Regions from separate parts of the Homo sapiens genome. Here region 2 is linked to region 1. A link is a loop called in an ENCODE intact Hi-C map of the cell type or tissue named here. Cell type or tissue: gastrocnemius medialis. All regions are shown on one strand. Each heading gives the region's core, and the rest is flanking DNA. Links, peaks and the distances in the headings are about the cores only. Region 1 overlaps LINS1 (lines homolog 1). Region 2 overlaps CERS3 (ceramide synthase 3).

Region 1 (14,317 bases), core at 1,669-9,668:
TTTTAGTAGAGACGGGGTTTCACTATGTTGGCCAGGCTGGTCTCGAACTCCTGACCTCAGGTGATCCACCCGCCTCAGCCTCCCAAAGTGCTGGGATTACAGGCGTGAGCCACCATGCCTGGCCAGGTACTTGACATTTTAAAAATAAATCAGGACACACTCCCAAATGATGTTGAACAAAAGAATACATAATCTATGACTCCATTTATAAAAGAAAGAGAAAACCAGGCAAAGATTGTCTCTGTTGTCTCAGTTCATGACACAGTTACCTTCAGGGGTGGACAGTGACAGGGAGAGGATTCAAGAGGGACTTCTGGGTGCCTCATGCTATTTCTTGATCTGGGGACTGGCTCCACAGGTGTGCTGTTTCTGAAAATTCAACAAGCTGTATACTTATAGTGCACTTTTCTGTATCTCTTCTGCTTTAAAATAAGTCAGGTGCACAGCACCATGTGCTCACTTGTATTTCCATATTCTTTTACTGGAAGGGGTGAGGTTACAGACTCCTCTTGTGTTGTACTCTGGGAATTCACTGTGCAGACATGCATCAATAGTTTTGTGTTCCTTTAAGAAGTAACTCTGGGAATAGCGCTTAGATGCTCAGAAAGGCCAAGGATAGTGATCACACCAGCCAAGGGTCACCTTTAGCAAGAGCAGGGCTTAGTGAGTGTGTGATGAATTGACTTACACTCGAGTTAGTTATAAATGTAGAGATTCTGAAACACCAACTTCGCATATCTGTAAGATTGCTTTTCCCTCATTTTACATGTAATGAGGGGCTGACAGTTCCTTGCTAACCTTATAGAGAAACACAAGTCAAAACCACATCTGCATAAGCATGAGTTATAATGCATTCAACATTTATGTACCCTTAGGAACAAGAGTCGATTTTTTTTTCCCAGTTATTTCCATCAAAAAACAGCCATGTGTCACATGACAGGGACATGTTCTGAGAAATGAGCTGTAAGGCAATTTTGTTGTCATGTCATGTATGTCACAGAGTATACTCAACAAACCTAGATGGCATAGCCTACTACACACCTAGGCTATATGGTATAGCCCATTGCTCCTAGGCTACAAACCTGTACACAGCATGTTACTGTACTGAATACTGTAGGCAACTGTAACACAATAGTAAGTATGCGTGTATCTAAACATGCCTAAACATAGGACAGTCACAGTAAAAATAACGGCTTGATAGTCTTATGGGACCACTGTACTATGTGGTCTGTTATTGAAACATCCTAATGCAGTGCTGCATGTATCCCACTAAAAATAGTACAAAAAGATGAGACTTTGTCTTCCACATCAGACCTGTCTCCCAAGGCAACCACTATTATGACTTTCTTATGTAGTCTTACATACATATTTTATACATGCACAAAAGCATATATATGAATGTGTATTACTCCCGCCCTGCTTCTTTCCCTAAATAATTGCAAGCCCCATGTATTTACTTGTTTTTTACTGGAGATGTTTCACATCCACAAACGTGCATAGAACGCATCTACCATTCCACTGACTATACAAATTCTGACTTACTTTACCAGGTATTTCTAGTAAAACTCTAAAACCTTAACATTTTTTACAAACTATGTGGCATCCTTGAATACACATTCTTTGACGTGCTTTTTCAATTACGGTAGAAACTGCCTTAACGCATAGCCTCACCGACAGCATGTTAAAACGCAAACCTTTTGACCTTTGCATTGCTATTTGGCTAACACTGGTACTTCGCTGTTATTTTAATCGGCAACCTTCTATTTAGCTCCACTGATTTTTCCATGTCTACCTGAATTAAGTACTAAACTGTTTCGAATACCATAGCCTTAATATATATTTTAATGTGCGGTAGGTTTAGTCTTTGTTCTGTTTCTCTGCAAAGAGATCATTAAAAAAAAATGTACAGGCAATATTTTAGACTGCCTTAATGCCAGACTTCGCAGCACAATATAGCTATTGCTCCTATTACACAAACATATTACAATGGAATTTACGGCTTCCCCTCAAGAATATGGAACATAATTATTCATGTCACAATTTTAAATAGGAAAATTAGTGATTAAATTTTTTTTTAGAAAGAATCATGTTCATACAGTAGGCCAGGTATAATCACTTCTCAAAGAAACGGCTAAGATTTTACATTTGTAATATATCGCTTTCTGTGTAAATACCCCAGAAGGAAATAGTAACTGTATTTGGTTAGTGACTCTCCTGGATTCAAGTCCATCAAGGACACATGAAAGTGGCCATATCTGGGATTAGGGTCTTTGCAGCTGTCATCAAGTTGAGATCATACTGGATGAGGGTAGGTCCTAGTCCAATGACCGATGTCCTTGTAGGAGGGAAACTGGACACAGACACAGGAAAATGCCATGTGAGGCAGGAACTGGAGTGACGCCACTACAAGACAAGGGACACCATGGCTGGCTGGCTGCCACCAGAAGCCAGAAAGGGGCAGGGTGGGATTCTTCTCCAGACCCTGAGGGCATTGCCCTGCTGAAGCCTGAGTTTGGATTCTGGCCTCCAAAACTATGAGGATAATTCCAGGTGTCTGAAGCTGCGGCACACGTGGCAAGTTGTTACGGCAGCCCTAGCTGAGGAACGCAATCACCACCCCCGATTTTGTGTCACTTAGAACTGCCATAAATCTCCAGTGGTATATAGCTATAATGAGTGACTTGTCACTTGATGTCTCTTTTTCAGTCACTAGGTTGCTTCCAATAAGGCAAAAAGTAAGAACTTGTCTAGAAAACCCAGCCGGGCACAGTGGCTCATGCCTGTAATCCCAGCACTTCGGGAGGGCGGACAGGCGGATCACTTGAGGTCAGGAGTTTGAGACCAGCCTGGCAACATGGTGAAACCCCCGTCTCTACTAAAAATACAAAAATTAGCTGGGCGTGGTGGCGGGCACCTGTAATTCCAGCTACTCGGGAGACTGAGGCAGGAGAATTGCTTGAACCCAGGAGGTGGAGGTTGCAGTGAGTCGAGTCACGCCACTGCACTCCGGCCTGAGCGACAGAATGAGATTCTGTCTCAAAAAAAAAAAAAAAAAAGAAAACCCTTTTATGGTGATGATTTTATACTATTACCTCATTGAGACATAATTTATATTAAGGAAAAACAATACCTGGAAAATAAAATGTCAATGTTTTACAAAGTGTTCATAGTTTTATTACTTATCACCTCTATGTATTTTAACAACTTCAAAAGTGCAGTTGGATTATATGGGAAAAGATTTTTCTTTTGCAAACGGCAGATGGCATCTTGTAGTTCCTGGAAGCATTTTACTATTCTGTAAAATATTCCCACTTCAGAGACGACATCATTTGGGGCTACTTCACAATCAAAGGAGAAGGCAGTATCAAATTCTTTCAGAACCAGAGGCCTTGATGGAGGCTCAAGGCTAAATTCTTTTTTATCCCTGCTTGTCCCAGCTGCATCCTGAATCTCCTTAGTTGCTTGCTGGTGTAAAGATGTCTGTTTACTGTTAGCTAAACACTGCTCTGTGGATTCCACGTCAGAATCGTCAGAGCTGTCGTAATCTACCAGACTTTGAGAGGCCCGGGGGGAAGACAGACTAGAAGCACACATGGTGTGAGCCCCCTTGGACATCACAGCTTTCAGTGGTTCAGAGGGAGCATCGGAAGCCCAGGAGTGCCGAGCACACACATCTCTGTGACTATGAGGAGCAGTCAAACGATGGGGTATTGTTTGGTTGGAGCTTTGGTCTTGGACAAGTGAGGGGACACAGCCACAAATACTTATGTCATATTTAGATTCAGTTGCATCAAAGTTATTGCAAATGGTGAAAAAATTATCCCAGTCCTTTTGCAGTAATTTTAAATATCTAACAAAATATTCAAGAAAACAGGTTTCTGATGAAATCAAAAAGTCAAGAAGAACTGTGGAATCAAATCCTATATTTTTCAAGAAGAACAAGAAAATACAGTGAGGATTATAGCCATTTTCATGTGTGTGATGGTCCCACATTTCTTTTCCCTGAGTCAAGCTTTCAGTGGCTTCACATCCTCTGAAAATGAAGATAATGGAGAATGCAGATTAATGACCTTACAAAAATAAACAGTTTTACCAGATATAATTCACATACCATAAATTAACCTATTAGATTACTTTTAAATCTATGCATCACTTCTTAAAAGAAAAAATTTCAAAACCCATTCCCTTCCCCATAAGCTCTAAAGAAATCTGACTCAGTAAAGCAAAATCCACTGACTTTGGCAGTTCTAGTTTTTGTCTGCCCAATAAAAGTTACCTGTTGTTCTTTCTCTCGACATCAGAACTCCTCATTCTTATAGGTAACCAATTCCATGTGGTAAGATAATTCCTAAACCTCCTTCCTTACCCTCAACAAGGGTGGGCATGTGACCCAGATTGACCAATCAGAGCACTCCATGCTCCTGGCCACAATGACTGGTTCTGACAAGGCTCTGTGACCCAAGTGGGTTAATCAGGTCTCCCCTGGGACTTTTGCTGGAGCTATGGAAGATTATAACTGTAAGGCTGAGGTACGCCTTGAACTGCCGGTGGCCATGCCTTGAGAATGAATTCAAAACTGTGAGACAGAGAAAAATTGAGAAGTGATTGATGACATGATTGATTATAGTCCCTGTACATATAGTTATACCTGACTCCAACTTGACCCTTTAGAATTCCCAGTTATGAGCCAATAAATGCTGGCTTTTGCTCAAATTAGAGTTGGTTTCTATCATTTACAACCAAAAAAATCTTAACAAATACAACTACATCTGAAAAAAACTATCTATGTTGTAAGCACATGCCTCTCTGGACACACTGAACTGGATTCAGAAAGTGAGAAATTCACACACAAAGTCAGTTTCATTCAGGGGTTTCCACTTCCTGAGGAGTAAGGAGCTAACTTTGAGTACAATTAAGATACACTCTTACAGGCGTGTGCATTTTCAGACTGAACTTGTATTTGACCATTTTGAACCTAATTCAAATCACATGCAGGAATTTTGTGTTCTTGATTAGGACCTTTTGAAAATTGGCCCCAAACACTCAAGAGTCTAAGAGCAGCCATTGCCAGCAGTGTCATAATACAAGTAAGTACTGGCGGCACAACGCTGCACCACAGATCATTAGCAAGAAATCCCTTTCTCCCAGGCCAAGAAAGAAATGGAAATAAAGCAAATATGTGAGGGTTTTAATAAAGCAGAAGCAGAAACAGTGGAAAAGGTCATCGGTTATTAGCTTCATAACCAATTATAGATATTTGCCACAAGAAGATATTAACCCAAGTACAGCTATTTTAATAAAGCAGAGACAATCAGTATAAATCATCAGTAACATAACTTAACCAATTTCAGACATTTGCCTCAAGAAGGTATCAGCCCAAATTCGACTGAAACGAAAATTCAGAACAGCTTCTTTGATTATTTCTAAGTTTGTATTCACCTTTACAAAGGCAAAGATCATCTTACTGAAGCTTAATACAAAAAAGTAAGTCTTAGGGGTGAAAAGAGGTCTTAAATGAACAACAATTAAGATTCAGAGAAGTGTACTGACTTACTGGAGACCAAATCAGAAGCCATGTTTTCAGATACCAATCTAGTTATACTACCTGAGAACTGCCCAGCCAGCCAGGTTTTCCTAGCGATACAAATGCAATCTCCTTTTCATGTAAGTCAGGGTTAAAGAAAGGAACTGCAACAGGATGTTTTCCCCCAAATGATGAAAGTAAGCAACACGCCCAGCACATTCTCAGAAATGTTTTCTGCTTTCCTGACTTGTAGGCCGTTCAATAATTACTTTAAAATACACTAACCTGGTCAGTGTTAAGTAGATGCCCAGTGATGCCTTGGCAGCCTCCAGCATGTCATCGTCTTGTTCTATGAAAACCCGAGACAGCCATTTGCACGGATTGTGTAATTGCAGAGAGGGCTGAAGATGAGGCTTTAAGAAGGTCAGTAACTCAGACATGAACCTCTGTAAGTCAACTTCAAAAAATGAAAATTTCAAAGTGTAGGCAATAGTTTATGAATGAATGAATATCTTGCCTATATATAAATTCATAGTGTCTAAAGTACCTTAAGATGCAATTATCCTAATTCACTTTCAAAAAGTCATCAGGAATCAGTTAGGAAGCATCTTTATTTGGCAAATGAGGACACTGAGGCTCAGGGAAAAAAAGTGACTCATTCCAGAGCATACATTTAAAATGTACAGCTACATCATCTATTTGCAACAACTGCCTAACAACTGTCTCTTAGAAATAAAAGTTATGTGATTTCTTGCTAAAAGCAGATAAATAAATGAGCAGACAACTAAGATCACTTCATCGGATGCCAGAGCTGTCTGTCCAAGAATGCAACCAAGCAAAAATAATTTTGTCTTCAAAATAACAGAAAAACATATTTTTTGTTTGTTTAAAGCATAGAAGTACTACTATTAAGCACAAAAATAAAAAACGTTTTAGGTAGTTTGAACTACAATTTAAAACTGAATTATATAACAGGTGCCATCTAGTGTTATAAATTAAAACTGCACAGAATTATAACTAATGTGTAGTTATTAAAAGCTAAATTATATCCAAAGCAATTCAGTGATGTCATTGCTCACAATTCAAACTTTTCACTGAATCTGTATGCTGCCTGTTTAGAGACATTTACTATTCATTTTTCTCAAGTAAAATGGAAGACTTTGAACTCCTGAGTTACTATTCTGGAAATTATATATGTAACAATTTCTTTGTCAATATAACTTCTCATATATTAGCTTTAATTCAATATCTAATTTTCAATAATCTACATTAGTGGAAACACTAATTGTATGAAGGATTAATACAAATGGGGTGGGGAAACAGAGACGAGAGGATCACTTCAGCTCAAAACGTTGAGGCTGCAGTGAGCCTGGGAGACAGAGCAAGACCCTGCCTCAAAATAAATAAACAGTAAACACAACAATAACAAAGAAATAACAACAAACAATAATAACAATAAACACATAAGTGGGAGTGAACATATTTTTCTTTAATCTCTCTGTCTTCTCCTCTCTCTCTCTCTCTCTCCCTGAAAGGATCTCCATCTGTTGCACCAGGACTGGAGTGCAGGTGTGCGATGGGTCGCGGCTCACTGTAGCCTTGATCTCCCAGGCTAGGACCTCCCAGGTTGGGACAGGAGGAATAGCATGGGCCGAAGGGGGGTCAGGGCTGCAGTGGGCCATGGTCACGCACCTGCAGTTTAGATTAAAAAAAAAAAAAGGATTAATATAAATAAAATGCTGTAAATACTTGAATATGAATTGATTTCCATCACTTACTTTGAGATGACTCAACAGCAACTTTTTTAAACCTAAATCATTCCTTATGCTTTACAAATTCATTGTAGGCACAAAAAGCTGACATGTTTCTTAAAGGTAAATCCAGTTCTTTTTTTTTTTTTTGAAAATGTAATAAGTTACAAATAGGATAACATACAGCTTAAATTACTGGAATTTAAACTAGTCCTGAGATTTGATAATTATGAATTACTGTACTTAAGTAAATAATTACACACTGCATACAAAAGGAGTTTGGAGAATTACCTTTCACTTCACTTGCTGAAGAATAATTTTGAAACTTGATTTCTAAGGATTTCATTATAACTAAGCTTGCTGCTCTAAGGATCACATGATCTGGACTAGTGATAAGTTCACATTCAGGTTGAACTTCATCACCTCCAAAAAAGGAATGTTTTTCATAAACAGACAGTGTCTTCAACAACCCCGAATTCACAGCTTGCAAAACAGCATTAGCTAAAGCCAGCATGTCCACCGCTACATGATGGTCTGGCGGCATTAAGGCAGGCACAGATCCACGACAGAGGTCTTCACCCACTTTACAGAGAAGGCACTTTTTGAGGAATATGATGACCTTCCTTTTAACAAAAGCCTGAATAGGCCAGGTAATAACTTCTAGCATGCAAGATGGTTTCAAAAATAAAATCCTCTGGCAAGTGAAATGTAACTTCAGGTGGATTCTGGAGGCGATGAGAAGCTCAAGCAAATCCAGGAAACACATCAGGATGTTTACTATTTTAGAAGTATCCCGGCAGTTTTCAAAATGCTGAGAGAATAAGGAATTGTAAAACACTTCAAAAATGGTGTCGAAATGAGTCAGGAACTGCTTTAGAATTTCTGCAATTATAAAAATAGGAATTATAAACAGGAAAAACAGTCTTCTTCAAACAATTTTACAATTCACTTTTTATAAATATCACTTTTTAAGATGAAAAAACAGATTTGGAATGTTTACCTCTAACATTAACAAATGAGGTTACACAGATTAATGGGTAAGAACCACGGTTAAAATTCATTTTATGGCTGGGTGTGGTGGCTCACAACTGTAATCCCAGCACTTCGGGAGGCCGATGCGGGTGGATCACTTGAGGTCAGGAGTTTGAGACCAGCCTGGCCAACATGGTAAAACCCTGTGTCTACTAAAAATACAGAAATTAGCTGGGTGTGGTGGTGAGCGCCTGTAATCCCAGCTACTCGGGAGGCTGAGGCAGAAGAATCACTTGAACTCGCAAGGCAGGGGTTGCAGTGAGCCAAGATCATGCCATTGCACTCCAGCCTGGGCAACAAAGCAAGACTTGTCTCAAAAAAATAAAACAAAACAAAACAAAAAATATTCATTTTACGAATATCAGTAACATCAAACAATGCAAGGGATTTGTGCTCATGAAAAGCTTTACTTTTTTCCTTATACTTTTTTTTCTTTTAAAACAGGTTATCCTCAATCAAAATATATTGGAAGAGACTGACTTTTTCATTACTTTAAGACAGATCAGATGTTCCAAATTAAGTTTTGTTTCTCATTATAAATGCAACGCTCCCAGGAGCAAGATGATGATTGTTTATGGGGCCATGTAATCCATACCTGTTTTCTGTGAACATGAATCTTTAAAGATTTCTTTTATTATTGCTGTAAGAGTCCAGAGGCAGTATATTGCTTTATTACTCTCAGAGTATTCAGAAAGATTTTTCTGGCAAAAAGCAATCCAGGAATTACTTAAGGTTATCTACAAGTGAGAAAATAAAGCAAGCAGTTAAAATACAATATTTTCTTTACATAATACAACTGTATACAACATTGTTTATACATTTGGCCAAAAGAAGTATGATAATATGTGGCACACCGAGAAGGAACAGAAGTATCCTAATATTATTTAAGTAAAAAAATCGAATATGCCACAGAAATAAAATAAAGGGATGGAGGAAGATCTACCAAGCAAATGGAAAACAAAAAAAGGCAGGGGTTGCAATCCTAGTCTCTGATAAAACAGACTTTAAACCAACAAACATCAAAAGAGACAAAGAAGACCATTACATAATGGTACAGGGATCAATTCAACAAGAAGAGCTAACTATCCTAAATATATATGCACCCAATACAAGAGCACCCAGATTCATAAAGCAACTCCTTAGAGACCTACAAAGAGACTTAGACTCCCACACAATAATAATGGGAGACTTTAACACCCCACTGTCAACATTAGACAGAACAACGAGACAGAAAGTTAACAAGGATATCCAGGAATTGAATTCAGCTCTGCACCAAGCAGACCTAATAGACATCTACAGAACTCTCCAACCCAAATCAACAGAATATACATTCTTCTCAGCACCACACCACACCTATTCCAAAATTGACCACATAGTTGGAAGTAAAGCACTCCTCAGCAAATGTAAAAGAACAGAAATCACAACAAACTGTCTCTCAGACCACAGTGCAATCAAACTAGAACTCAGGATTAAGAAACTCACTCAAAACCATTCAACTACATGGAAACTGAACAACCTGCTCCTGAATGACTACTGGGTACATAATGAAATGAAGGCAGAAATAAAGATGTTCTTTGAAACCAACAAGAACAAAGACACAACATACCAGAATCTCTGGGACACATTTAAAGCAGTACGTAGAGGGAAATTTACAGCACTAAATGCCCACAAGAGAAAGCAGGAAAGATCTAAAATTGACACCCTAACATCACAATTAAAAGAACTAGAGAAGCAAGAGCAAACACATTCAAAAGCTAGCAGAAGGCAAGAAATAACTAAGATCAGAGCAGAACTGAAGGAGATAGAGACACAAAAAACCCTTCAAAAAATCAATGAATCCAGGAGCTGGTTTTTTGAAAAGACCAACAAAATTGATAAACCGTTAGCAAGACTAATAAAGAAGAAAAGAGAGAAGAATCAAATAGACGCAATAAAAAATGATAAAGGGAGTATCACCACTGATTCCATAGAAATACAAACTACCATCAGAGAATACTATAAATACCTCTATGCAAATAAAGTAGAAAATCTAGAAGAAATGGATAAATTCCTGGACACATACACCCTCCCAAGACTAAACCAGGAAGAAGCTGAATCTCTTAATAGACCAATAATAGGCTCTTAAATTGAGGCAATAATAATAGCTTACCAACCAAAAAAAGCCCAGGACCAGATGGATTCACAGCCGAATTCTACCAGACGTACAAGGAAGAGCTGGTACCATTCCTTCTGAAACTATTCCAATCAACAGAAAAAGAGGGAATCCTCCCTAACTCATTTTATGAGGACAGCATCATCCTGATACCAAAGCCTGGCAGAGACACAACAAAAAAAGAGAATTTTAGACCAATATCCCTGATGAACATCGATGAGAAAATCCTCAGTAAAATACTGGCAAAACCAAATCCGGCAGCACATCAAAAAGCTTATCCACCATGATCAAGTGGGCTTCATCCCTGGGACGCAAGGCTGGTTCAACATATGCAAATCAGTAAATGTAATCCATCATATAAACAGAACCAAAGACAAAAACCACATGATTATCTCAATAGATGCAGAAAAGGCCTTTGACAAAATTCAACAACCCTTCATGCTAAAAAACTCTCAATAAATTAGGTACTGATGGGACGTATCTAAAAATAATAAGAGCTATTTATGACAAACCCACAGCCAATATCATACTGAATGGGCAAAAACTGGAAGCATTCCCTTTGAAAACTGGCACAAGACAGGGATGCCCTCTTTCACCACTCCTATTCAACAGAGTGTTGGAAATTCTGGCCAGGGCAATTAGGCAGGAGAAAGAAACAAAGGGTATTCAACTAGGAAAAGAGGAAGTCAAATTGTCCCTGTTTGCAGATGACATGATTGTATATCTAGAAAACCCCATCGTCTCAGCCCAAAATCTCCTTAAGCTGATAAGCACCTTCAGCAAAGTCTCAGGATACAAAATCAATGTGCAAAAATCACAAGCATTCTTATACACCAATAACAGACAAACAGCCAAATCATGAGTGAACTCCCATTCACAATTGCTTCAAAGAGAATAAAATACCTAGGAATCCAACTTACAAGGGATGTGAAGGACCTCTTCAAGGAGAACTACAAACCACTGCTCAACGAAGTAAAAGAGGACACAAACAAATGGAAGAACATTCCATGCTCATGGATAGGAAGAATCAATATTGTGAAAATGGCCATACTGCCCAAGGTAGTTTATAGATTCAATGCCATCCCCATCAAGCTACCAATGGCTTTCTTCACAGAATTGGAAAAAACTACTTTAAAGTTCATATGGAACCAAAAAAGAGCCTGCATTGCCAAGTCAATCCTAAGCCAAAAGAACAAAGCTGGAGGCATCACGCTACCTGACTTCCAACTATACTACAAGGCTACAGTAACCAAAACAACATGGTACTCGTACCAAAACAGAGATACAGACCAATGGAACAGAACAGAGCCCTCAGAAATAATGCCACACATCTACAACCATCTGATCTTTGACAACCCTGACAAAAACAAGAAATGGGGAAAGGATTCCCTATTTAACAAATGGTGCTGGGAAAACTGGCTAGCCATATGTAGAAAGCTGAAACTGGATCTCTTCCTTATACCTTATACAAAAATTAATTCAAGATGGATTAAAGACTTATATGTTAGACTTAAAACCATAAAAACCCTAGAAGAAAACCTAGGCAATACCATTCAGGACATAGGCATGGGCAAGGACTTCATGTCTAAAACACCAAAAGCAATGGCAACAAAAGCCAAAATAGAGAAATGGGATCTAATTAAACTAAAGAGCTTCTGCACAGCAAAAGAAACTACCATCAGAGTGAACAGACAACCTACAAAATGGGAGAAAATTTTTGCAATCTACTCATCTGACAAAGGGCTAATATCCAGAATCTACAAATAACTCAAACAAATTTACAAGAAAAAAACAAACAACCTCATCAAAAAGTGGGCAAAGGATATGAACAGACACTTCTCAAAAGAAGACATTTATGCAGCCAACAGACACATGAAAAAATGCTCATCATCACTGGCCATCAGAGAAATGCAAATCAAAACCACAGTGAGATACCATCTCACACCAGTTAGAATGGCGATCATTAAAAAGTCAGGAAACAACAGGTGCTGGAGAGGATGGGGAAAAATAGGAACACTTTTACACTGTTGGTGGGACTGTAAACTAGTTCAACCAGCGTGGAAGACAGTGTGGCGATTCCTCAGGGATCTAGAGCTAGAAATACCATTTGACCCAGCCATCCCATTACTGGGTATATACCCAAAGGAATATAAATCATGCTGCTATAAAGACACATGCACACATATGTTTATTGTGGCACTACTCACAATAGCAAAGACTTGGAACCAACCCAAATGTCCAACAATGATAGACTGGATTAAGAAAATGTGGCACATATACACCATGGAATACTATGCAGCCATAAAAAATGATGAGTTCATGTCCTTTGTAGGGACATGGATGAAGCTGGAAACCATCATTCTCAGCAAGCTATCACAAGAACAAAAAACCAAACACCGCATATTCTCACTCATAGGTGGGAACTGAACAATGACAACACTTGAACACAGGAAGGGGAACATCACACACCAGGGCCTGTTGTGGGGTAGGGGGAGGGGGAAGGGATAGCATTAGGAGATACACCTAATGTAAATGACGAGTTAATGGGTGCAGCACACCAACATGGCACATGTATACATATGTAACAAACCTGCACGTTGTGCACATGTACCCTAGAACTTAAAGTATAATAAAAATATATATATAAAAAAATAAAAAACTAAAAATAAAAATGAGCCAGTGATAACCACAAAAAAACCATGTCTTGGTAAAAAGATACTTTACATAATTGATGTTCACTTCAAAATCTCCTCTTAGGTAGACTATAACAATTCAGATTACTACTGGATTCTAAGTTTCAAGAAAGCAAAGACTGTGGCCCCTTTACTTCAACATTTTATCTTTATACCTTTAACTTATTTTTTTTTTAATTACTGCACTAGCCAGAACTTCCACAGTAATGCTGAATAAAAATTATGACAGTAAAGAAAAAAAAAAGAAAATAAAAATGAAAGATGAAAATGTTAGCAGTGTTATCTCTAAGTAGTGAATTTTTCATTTTAATTTGCTCTTTATACTTTGTCTATTTTCCAAATTTTCTACTGTAATATCACTTTTTATATTCAGAAAAGTTATTGAAAGAAGCAAGAGATTATAGTTGAAAAGTCAGTAGATATTTCATTTGTTTATTAACTAATTCAGAGATAAGAGAAAAACTCAACTCTGAATTTATTTATACTGTTTTATATTATGCTGAGGACTGTTGTTAGAATTTACATTAAACCTGTGAAAATAGGCTTGTTCTCAACTGGTGGTTCCTAAATCTTTTTAGGGGGAAGGGGTCCACCTACTAGTTCGAGAATCTGCAGAAAGTTATGGAGTCTGATGTGAAATTCACCTCTCAGGTTAAGAATCTGATTATGATTGACAACACATTTAAGACTCTAATCCTTGACACAAATCATCATATTCTATTCTTAAATTTTTATGGCTTTACATATGTTATTATGTGAGCAAATGTCTTATTAATACAAATATCTGAAGGGTAAAAATCAAATGTCAAAGAGCAATTTTAAAGAAACTATAAGAGAAACAGGTTAGGTGCCACGGCTCTCGTCTTTAATCCCAGCACTTTGGGAGGCTGAGGCAGGAGGATTGCTTGAGCCCAGAAGTTTGAGATCAGATTGGGCAACACAGTGAGACCTTGTCTCCACAAAACATTTAAATTTAAAAAAAATTAAGAAAGAGAAATAATAACATACTTTGATTACTTATCTTACCTTTTCTCTCAATTGGAAATATAGAAGCAATGCAAGGCACTGTGCAGCCATGTGAGATAACAATTTATCTGAATTTTGGAACATGCAGATCTACAGGAAAACAAATATAATTAACCACTATTGCTGAATGTTCTTAAAA
Region 2 (8,000 bases), core at 1-8,000, 140 kb before region 1:
GTGAGGCTTGGGAGCCTCCGCCTAGATTTCAGAGGATGTACGGAAATGCCTAGACATCCAGGCAGAAATCTGCCGAAGGGGTGGAGCACTCATGAAGAACCTCCACTAAGGCAGTGCAGAGGGGAAATGTAGGGCTGGAGCCCCCACACAGAGTTCCTACCAGGGCACTACTGAGTGGAGCTGCGAGAAGAGGGCCACAGTCCCCCAGACCCCAAAATGGTAGATTTATTGACAGCTTGCACTATGCACCCGGAAAAGCCACAGGCACGCAACACCAGCCCTTGAGAGCAGCCGCTGGTGATGTACACTGCAGAGCCACAGGGCCAGAGCTGCCCAGGGCCTTAGGAGCCCACCCCTAGTATCAGTGTCGTCTGAATGTGAGACATGGAGTCAAAGCAGATTATTTTGTAGCTATAAGATTTAATGACCCCCTGCTGGGCTTCAGACTTCCATGGGGCCTGTAGCCCACTTTGTTTTGGCTGATTTGTCCCTTTTGGAAAGGGAGTATTTACCCAATACCTATACCCCCATTGTGTCTTGGAACTAATTAATTGCTGTTTTATTTTACAGGCTCATAGGCAGAAGAGACTAGCTTGTTTCTGATAAGACTTTGGACTTTGGACTTTTGAGTTAATGCTAAAATGAGTTGAGACTTTGAGGGACTTTTGAGATGGGATAATTGTATTTTGCAATGTGAGAAGGACATGAGATGTGGGAGAGGTCAGGGGCAGAATGATATGGTTTGGGATTTGTGTCCCCACCTAAATCTCATGTTGACCGTAATTCTGAATGTTGGAGGAGGGGCCTGGTGGGAGGTGACTGGATCAAGGGGGTGGATTTACCCCTTGCTATTCTTGTGACAGTGAGTGAGTTCTTACGAGATCTGGTTGTTTAAAAGTGTGTAGCACCTCCCACTTCGCTCTCTTCCTCCTACTCCAGCCATGTAAGAAGTGCCTGCTTTCCCTTTGCCTTCTGCTATGATTGTTTCCTGAGGCCTCCCCAGTCATGTTACCTGTACAGCCTGCAGAACTGTGAGTCAATTAAACCTATTTTCTTTATTTTAAAAAAAGTTGAAAAAGAAAAAAAAGCTCATCAGCTATATACACATCAAAAATTTCATATTCAATTAATAAACTAAATGTTGCATAATAAAAAAATTAAAATGAGTTCCTTTGAGATAGTGAAAAATAAAAAATAAAATAAATTTGACCTAACAATTCCATTTATGGAGAAATTCACACACATGTTCACAAGGAGACATACATCAATATGAATAGTCTTATAATGAGTGAAAAAAGCTACACATTTATATATCAGCTCATATCACTTACATAAAGTTTTAAAATACAGAAAATAATACTCTAATGCCCGTAACTATATCCAGACATAATAAATATACAGAGGCATGAGAGGAAGGATACCAGCTTCAAGACAGTGGCCATCTCTGCAGGGAAAGAGAGGGAGAGAGAATAAAATGAGTAGGAATATACTGGAATATACCATCTGTCTTCTCTGGGTTCTCGTAGGTGATCTCATTTAGTACATAGTAGGCACTCTGGATATATGTGTTGAAAGAGTGAATGAATTAATCTAATACCATAGCATTAATTGAATACTGTATAACTGTAGATGACTCCCAAGTTTATATCCCCCGTGTGGGCCTCTTTCAGGCTTCAAACTCAAAAACTCAATAGCTAGAAAATCCCTCAGCTGTCTAACAGTCTTTAAACTCTAGTCTCCTCCCCTTAACACCACCTTTTTCTCTGGCCTTCCATAATTTAGCAAATGGTACTCCCACCCACTCAGTTGCTGAAAACAAAATCCTAAAAATTATCCCCAATCCCTGCCTTTTATGAGGTACTTCATTTCCAGCCTGTTACACTCAATTGGGTCCTTTGATACGGGTCCCTGCACTCTTCAGCTCTCCAAATGCTGTCTTCAGCAATGTCCAAGCTATATCAGATCTCTGTGGCCAGGCTCCAGATTCTGAGCTGACACGGGTTGGCAAGCCCACACCCGTGACCTCAGGGTAAGGGAACACAGTAGTCAGCCGAGGGGTGTGTGCCCCACTGGCTGGCCCTCCATGACACAGCTGCGTATGTTTTGGTCCTGAGAGACCTCTTCTGACATACGGTCCTCTGCAGCAGGCCTTGTGATGGCTACTTCAGATGGTTCCTGCTGGACAGCGCTGCATCCCTGTCTCGGAGGAGCGAAAGTGCTATTGTTGGCAAGAATTCCGAATAAGGAAAATTTTAAAAGTATCTCATCTGTGCTTCTCCAGGGATAAACAAAATATGACTTGTTCTTAGGCAATGCCAATCTATCAGCCCATATTAAGTGGAAATGAATAACATTATCATCTATTGGCCCATAGATGAGTGGCCATTACGTGAGGCTATTCTATACCAGAAATTCCCAACGGATGTGCCAGGAAAGGGTTAAAAGTTATGCTGAGACATTAATCCTCTCAGGCCTTGGGGTAGCAAGGCAGAGCCTGAAGCTACCAGAGCCCCAGGTGCCTGGATTACTTGTACTGTCTTCTCCTGCTTTGAGGCCCACCTCAGTTTACCCTTGTGTGCTGCACAAACATCAATCTCTCGGGTACGATGAAGTGATGAAGATTGGGAAGTACTGTCCCAGACTCTGACTACAAAGCCGAATGAAATTTTTCAATAGGTAGAAACTGTCATTCATTTTCTTCTAACAAGTCTTCCTCATAAATATGATGGCTTGAGCTAGAAACAAAAAGTTGTGTAGCTCAAACTCAGATTCTGTGCTTCCTGCCGAGAGACAGGTGAAGGTGGCCACCCCCAGGATGGGAACAGTTTTACTGAGTTAGACTCAGAAGGTAAAGAGGTCAGGTGGTGAAAAAAGCAATGAGAGAGCCACGTCACTAAGTGAATTAGAATGAATGAGGAACCACTGTTTGGCAGAGTCAAAACGGCCTCCCCTGGTGTGTCCTTCCCAGCCCTCATGGTACATAACAGTGAAGGAACTGAAGGTTATAGTGCAGAGTGCTATCAGAGTAAATGTTTTCTCAGATTGGGATTACAACTGACAAATTTGCTACAATCTCATTTTCTCCATCCATCAAAACTTTTCAATGCAGTTGCCTTATCTCAAAAGGAAATGGCTGGCAACTGTTTTCTTTCAAAACCATTATCATTTGAATAATTTTAAATGCCAATATTTCCATGTAAAGAAATACTAACCAGCTAATTTTGGAGAGCTTGGTTTCTCAAGGAATCATGTGTTTGGCTGTTCCTGCATAAATCAAAGTTTCCCCTGGATGAGAAGACACTGGCAGTGGGAAAGCAATGAATAATTTGGGAAAAACACCTTGCCACAAAGGACAATCAACCAAAAGACAGACAGTTCATTCATTCACCCCAAGGTTCACAACCTCGGCACTGTGGATATTTTGGGCCAGGTGATTCCGGGACCTTGCTGCCCATTGTGGGACGTCTAGCAGTAAGCACCTCCAGTTATCTGTATCATACTAGTGGCACCTCCCACTTGTGACAGACAAAAATGTCTCCACAGATTGTCAAATATCCTTGAAGGCCAAAACTGCTCCAGTTGAGAACCACCAGTTCAAAAAATCCTTTTAATACCCTGTGCCCTGTGCAAGACATTGGAGATATAATGGTCTGTTCTCAAATAACTTACAATCTATTGAAAGAACTGAATGCTACAGAATCAAACACACAATAAGAAATACATCGTTACAGGTTTGATGCATGTTAGGAAGTAGAGAATACTATGATATTTAAATAGAGGAATCTCACTTAGATGAGGCTGATGCCAGGAAGGCCTTAAGGAAATGAACTCAAGTTGTAACCTATAGTTTAACAGGAGTAGCCGGAGAAGAGTGGAATAAACCTTTCAAGAAGAAACAACGTGGGCAGAGGCCCTGCGATGTGAGAGCCTTGCATGCTCGGGGATTAGCAAGGACAGCACAGCTAATGAATGCTGAGAAAGGCAGGGCCTGACCCCAGGTGAGGCCTCAAATAAGCACAGATCAGATAATGAATTTCACAGGTCATGGTCAGAAATTCAAATTCATTTCTAAACCCAACTAGAAGCCACTTTATAGCACTGTTTTGGGTGTTTGCAGTGTATCAGTGAGAAAACAGACAAGGTGTTTGTCCTCAGTGAGCTTCTGCACCGGGGGAGCTGGTTTCTATAGCAGTGCTCTCTGCCACTGTGTGGAAATGGCTGGAAGGAGCCCAGCTGGCATACTTGGGAGGCCGAGGTCACAGTCCAGGAGGGAAACTCTGGAGGCTATCGGAGTAGCACTGCGATGTGGAAGGGGTATTACGTAAGAAACAGCAGTATCTGTAGACCTACAGGTTTGAAAGGGACCTTTAAGTGTCTTCTAATCCAGTTTCTATTTGATGGTGATAGGCTCTTTACAACAACCCTAGCAGAAGACGCACACCCCTGCCTGTGTCTCTGCAGTCATTCACTATCTGCTTCCTTTCATATTTGGGGCTGATCTCTGCCTCCCTGGAGCGCCCACGCATTCCTCCAAGTTCTACCCCTTTGTACCAGGCAAAAGAAGTCTGTGTACTCCCTTCAAACATTGGTTAATTTTCCAAACATTTAAAGATAATGAACTCCTCTTCCAGCTAAACATTCCCCCATCCTTCAGTTGATCCTCACATGACACAGCACGGAAAAGCTTCACCATCTGTGTTTCTTAAATAAACATACTTATCCACAGCCATCACCCCGTATTGTACAATATGTGTAACACAACCAGCATCACTCAATTAATACACAAATTCCCACCACTTTAATCTCCACCAAAAGAAAAGGTGAGCACAATAAATTTAAAGTCAAATCCGGATGTCTACACTTTTGGCTTTACTTTTGGTGTATTTTTTTTTATATATTTATATATATATATGCTTATACATAATTCACTTGGGCTTCATCTGTATTCCTCAAAAATGATTGCAAGAATGACCAAAAAAGCCGGGCGCGGTGGCTCACACCTGTAATCCCAGCACTTTGGGAGGCAGAGGTGGGCGGATCACGAGGTCAGGAGATCGAGACCATCCTGGCTAACACGGTGGAACCCTGTCTCTACTAAAAATACAAAAAGTTAGCCAGTTGTGGTGGGGGGCGCCTGTAGTCCCAGGTACTCGGGAGGCTGAGGCAGGAGAATGGCGTGAACCCGGGAGGCGGAGCTTGCAGTGAGCCGAGATCACGCCACTGCACTCCAGCCTGGACGACAGAGCGAGACTCCGTCTCAAAAAAAAAAAGAATGACCAAAAGAAAACAAAAACAAAAACAAAAAACTTGACAATGAGAAAAAAAATACATTCTAATGTTAATAAGATAAAATGCTCATTTGAACTAAATGAACAATCTTTGCCCACAGCATTTCCTTACACCTCTGGGAATGACATCTGTACTACAGCTTCCATAAAATCATAGTGCTGTGTTTTTGAAGTGCTGTAACTAAATGCTGTGCTTGGGAATCTGTGGCTTTGCAGAAATGTCAAAAGCCCAGAAGATTGTGAATTACTCATAATGTCCCACTGCTCTTTGAATGACTCCATGTCTAAATCCGCAGTTGGCAATGAAACAAAGAGCTATATAATAAGCATTTTATGCTGTTTTGAAAGCAAATTTTTAGCTTTCACTGTATGAAAAAAATACATTCAGTCAGTTCAATTTTCTGAACTACTAGCAAAGTACATTCCTTTTTGTTATATAGGTTCTAATTATCCAAGTTGACAAGGTCACAGAAAAAAACAAATTGAGTTTTTTCCCCTTTTTTCCCTCCTCAAGGCAGTTGCATTAAATTTAAATTGAGTTCTGTGAACTCTGGCTACGCGTGGCCGTTTTCCTTTCAGTTGTCTGGAATATGAATTTTCTAGACCAGTGCTTCCCAAACTGTAACATGCTCGCAAATCACCTAGGGTTCTTGGTAAACTACAGATTCTCATGCTGGAGGTCACTGGTGGGGCCTGAGATATTGTATTTCTAGCAGTCCCTGGACTGTACCTGGGCTGATGGTCAGACTGCACTTTGGAGAGCATGGTTGTCTGTTAGACCACAAACCCTCTCTGGATTGCTACTCTTTGTGAAAAGAAAAAGTTGCAGCAGAGGGTTGCCTAAGGGTCTTTCAACTTCTAAAATTCCATGCTTTCAAATAACTTTGACTTCCTTAGTCTCTATATTTCACAAGTAACTTTTCAGTCCAGAAAGGCAACATAAAATTGCAAGTATGTCTCACTTTATATAATAAATGGTTCTTTAAAAATAATCATTTTATAAAATAAATCATGTTTTTAAATTCTCCAGAAAAATGTGCTATTTAAAGAATTCTGTTTTTCTACAAAAGAATCCCAATGTGCTTATTTTCAAGTCTGAATTTTTATCAGTTTTTTTTTCTTTTAGTGCAGAACATCAATGTAACACAAAAGTCCACTAATTTTGTAATATTTTCAAGATGGGAATGTTTGTTGAGGTCATGCCAATTGACTTTACAAATGTAGGGAAGAGTATAGTGATCTCCGCTTTTTAAAAAATAGACCCAGTAAATGGAGTGGCACCATGGACATTTTTCCAGTGGGGAGAAGACACATGCAGCTGGTTTTCTCTGCTTAATCTTGTAGATCTCAGCCTAGGATGCAAATTAGAATCATTTAGTGGAAGAAGAGGACTGTCAAAAATTCCAGTGTCTCGATCTCACCTCTGTAGATTTAACTGGTCTGTGTTGGGACCTGGCTGTATTTTTCTATTAACGCCCAAGCCACTCTAGTTAGCTGTAGTCAACATAGCTAGCATGTAACAAGCTAGCAACACAGCAGTAACAAGTTGATCTGAGGCAAAAAGTCTGGAATCCTGGGAGATCTTCTTTACGGTGTGAGTAGTAGATCTTCTTGTGTGTTAGGCTTAAGTATAATTACAATCCTCCTCTGATTCAAACAAAATAATTAGGACGTTTTCATGAGCTGCCTTGTATAGCATACTCCTGAGTTCCTTTAATAGGCCCTCTTTTGTTTTTTTTTTTAAGAGACAGGGTCTTGTTCCGTTTCCAGGCTAGATTGTGCAGTGGGGCAATCATGGCTCACTGAAGCCTTGACTTCCTGAGCTCAAGCAAACCTCCTGCCTCAGCCTCCCAAACAGCTAGGACTACAAATATGTACCACCACTCCTGGCTTTAATAGGCCTTTTAAACAACAGGTCATCAAAAATATTTAAGCACCTGTCACCAAATGTCAGGCTTTCCCATTCTTAAACAAAAGGCTGGAATGATAACCTGATCAAGCAAAATGAAGTTTAACAAAAAGAAATATAACTTCCAACAAAAACGAAAAACCACTCTCAGCACCAGACAATTCCCCAGTGGAGGAAATGTTGCTTAACAATAGTTCATGTGGAAAAGACATGGAGGCTTAATCAATTTCAAGCTCAGTATGAATTAACAGCATAATGCGACTAACAGCAATGGAAAACTAACCTACATCAATAGAAACAGAATTTTCAGAAAAACAGAGAAAACAGACCTGCTTGATTTTGTATGAGTCAGACCACATCTAGAAAACTGTGCTGACTTCTAGGTATAACATTTAAATAATCTGGATAAAATAGAACAAGAGAGTGATGAGGTAGGTGAAAAGACTCCACAGCATGTCTTAGGAGGTACGTTCGAAAGAGTTGTATGTATTTAGCCTGCAGAAACAGAGTCACGTACGTTCGAAAGAATTGTATGTATTTAGCCTGCAGAAACAGAGTCACGGAAGAGGTGGTAGGGCTTGATGACTGGTATCTGAGGGGCTACCATCTGGTTCTGTGCTGCTCTGCGGAGCTCTCCATAACTGAGATATTGTCAAGGTCACTTGCAAGGTATGTGGTATGAAATTTGGTATTAAAAATAGTTCAGGCCGGGTGCAGTGGCTCACACCTGTAATCCCAGGACTTTGGGAGGCTGAGGTGTGTGGATCATGAGGTCAGGAGATCGAGACCATCCTGGCTAACAC

What was found. Peaks named below come from ENCODE experiments on the same cell type or tissue, not always from the same donor. Only the 100,000 strongest peaks of a DNase experiment are listed, where the experiment ranks them.
Region 2: it touches region 1 in a loop (4-fold over the local background); 7 of 110 quality-filtered maps call a loop at or near these places.

Annotation. Positions count from the first base shown.
Region 1 is chr15:100,566,085-100,580,401 of GRCh38, forward strand. It overlaps LINS1 (lines homolog 1), which reads right to left. Exons shown (of 7, transcript NM_001040616.3): 3 at 14,179-14,268; 4 at 8,903-9,044; 5 at 7,567-8,157; 6 at 5,810-5,981; 7 at 840-4,033. The coding sequence ends at 3,154. Among named protein-coding and RNA genes, the nearest start is that of LINS1, 29 kb to the right of the region's middle. In gastrocnemius medialis, for the core only: a CTCF peak has its summit at 6,504 (motif pointing left); no DNase peak of the experiment used is centred there.
Region 2 is chr15:100,425,053-100,433,052 of GRCh38, forward strand. All of the region lies in intron 11 of CERS3 (ceramide synthase 3), which reads right to left. It overlaps CERS3-AS1 (CERS3 antisense RNA 1), which reads left to right. Exons shown (of 5, transcript NR_120374.1): 4 at 940-1,031. Among named protein-coding and RNA genes, the nearest start is that of CERS3-AS1, 56 kb to the left of the region's middle. In gastrocnemius medialis, for the core only: no CTCF peak of the experiment used is centred there; DNase peaks (open chromatin) are centred at 1,989 and 4,239; H3K27ac peaks cover 931 bases.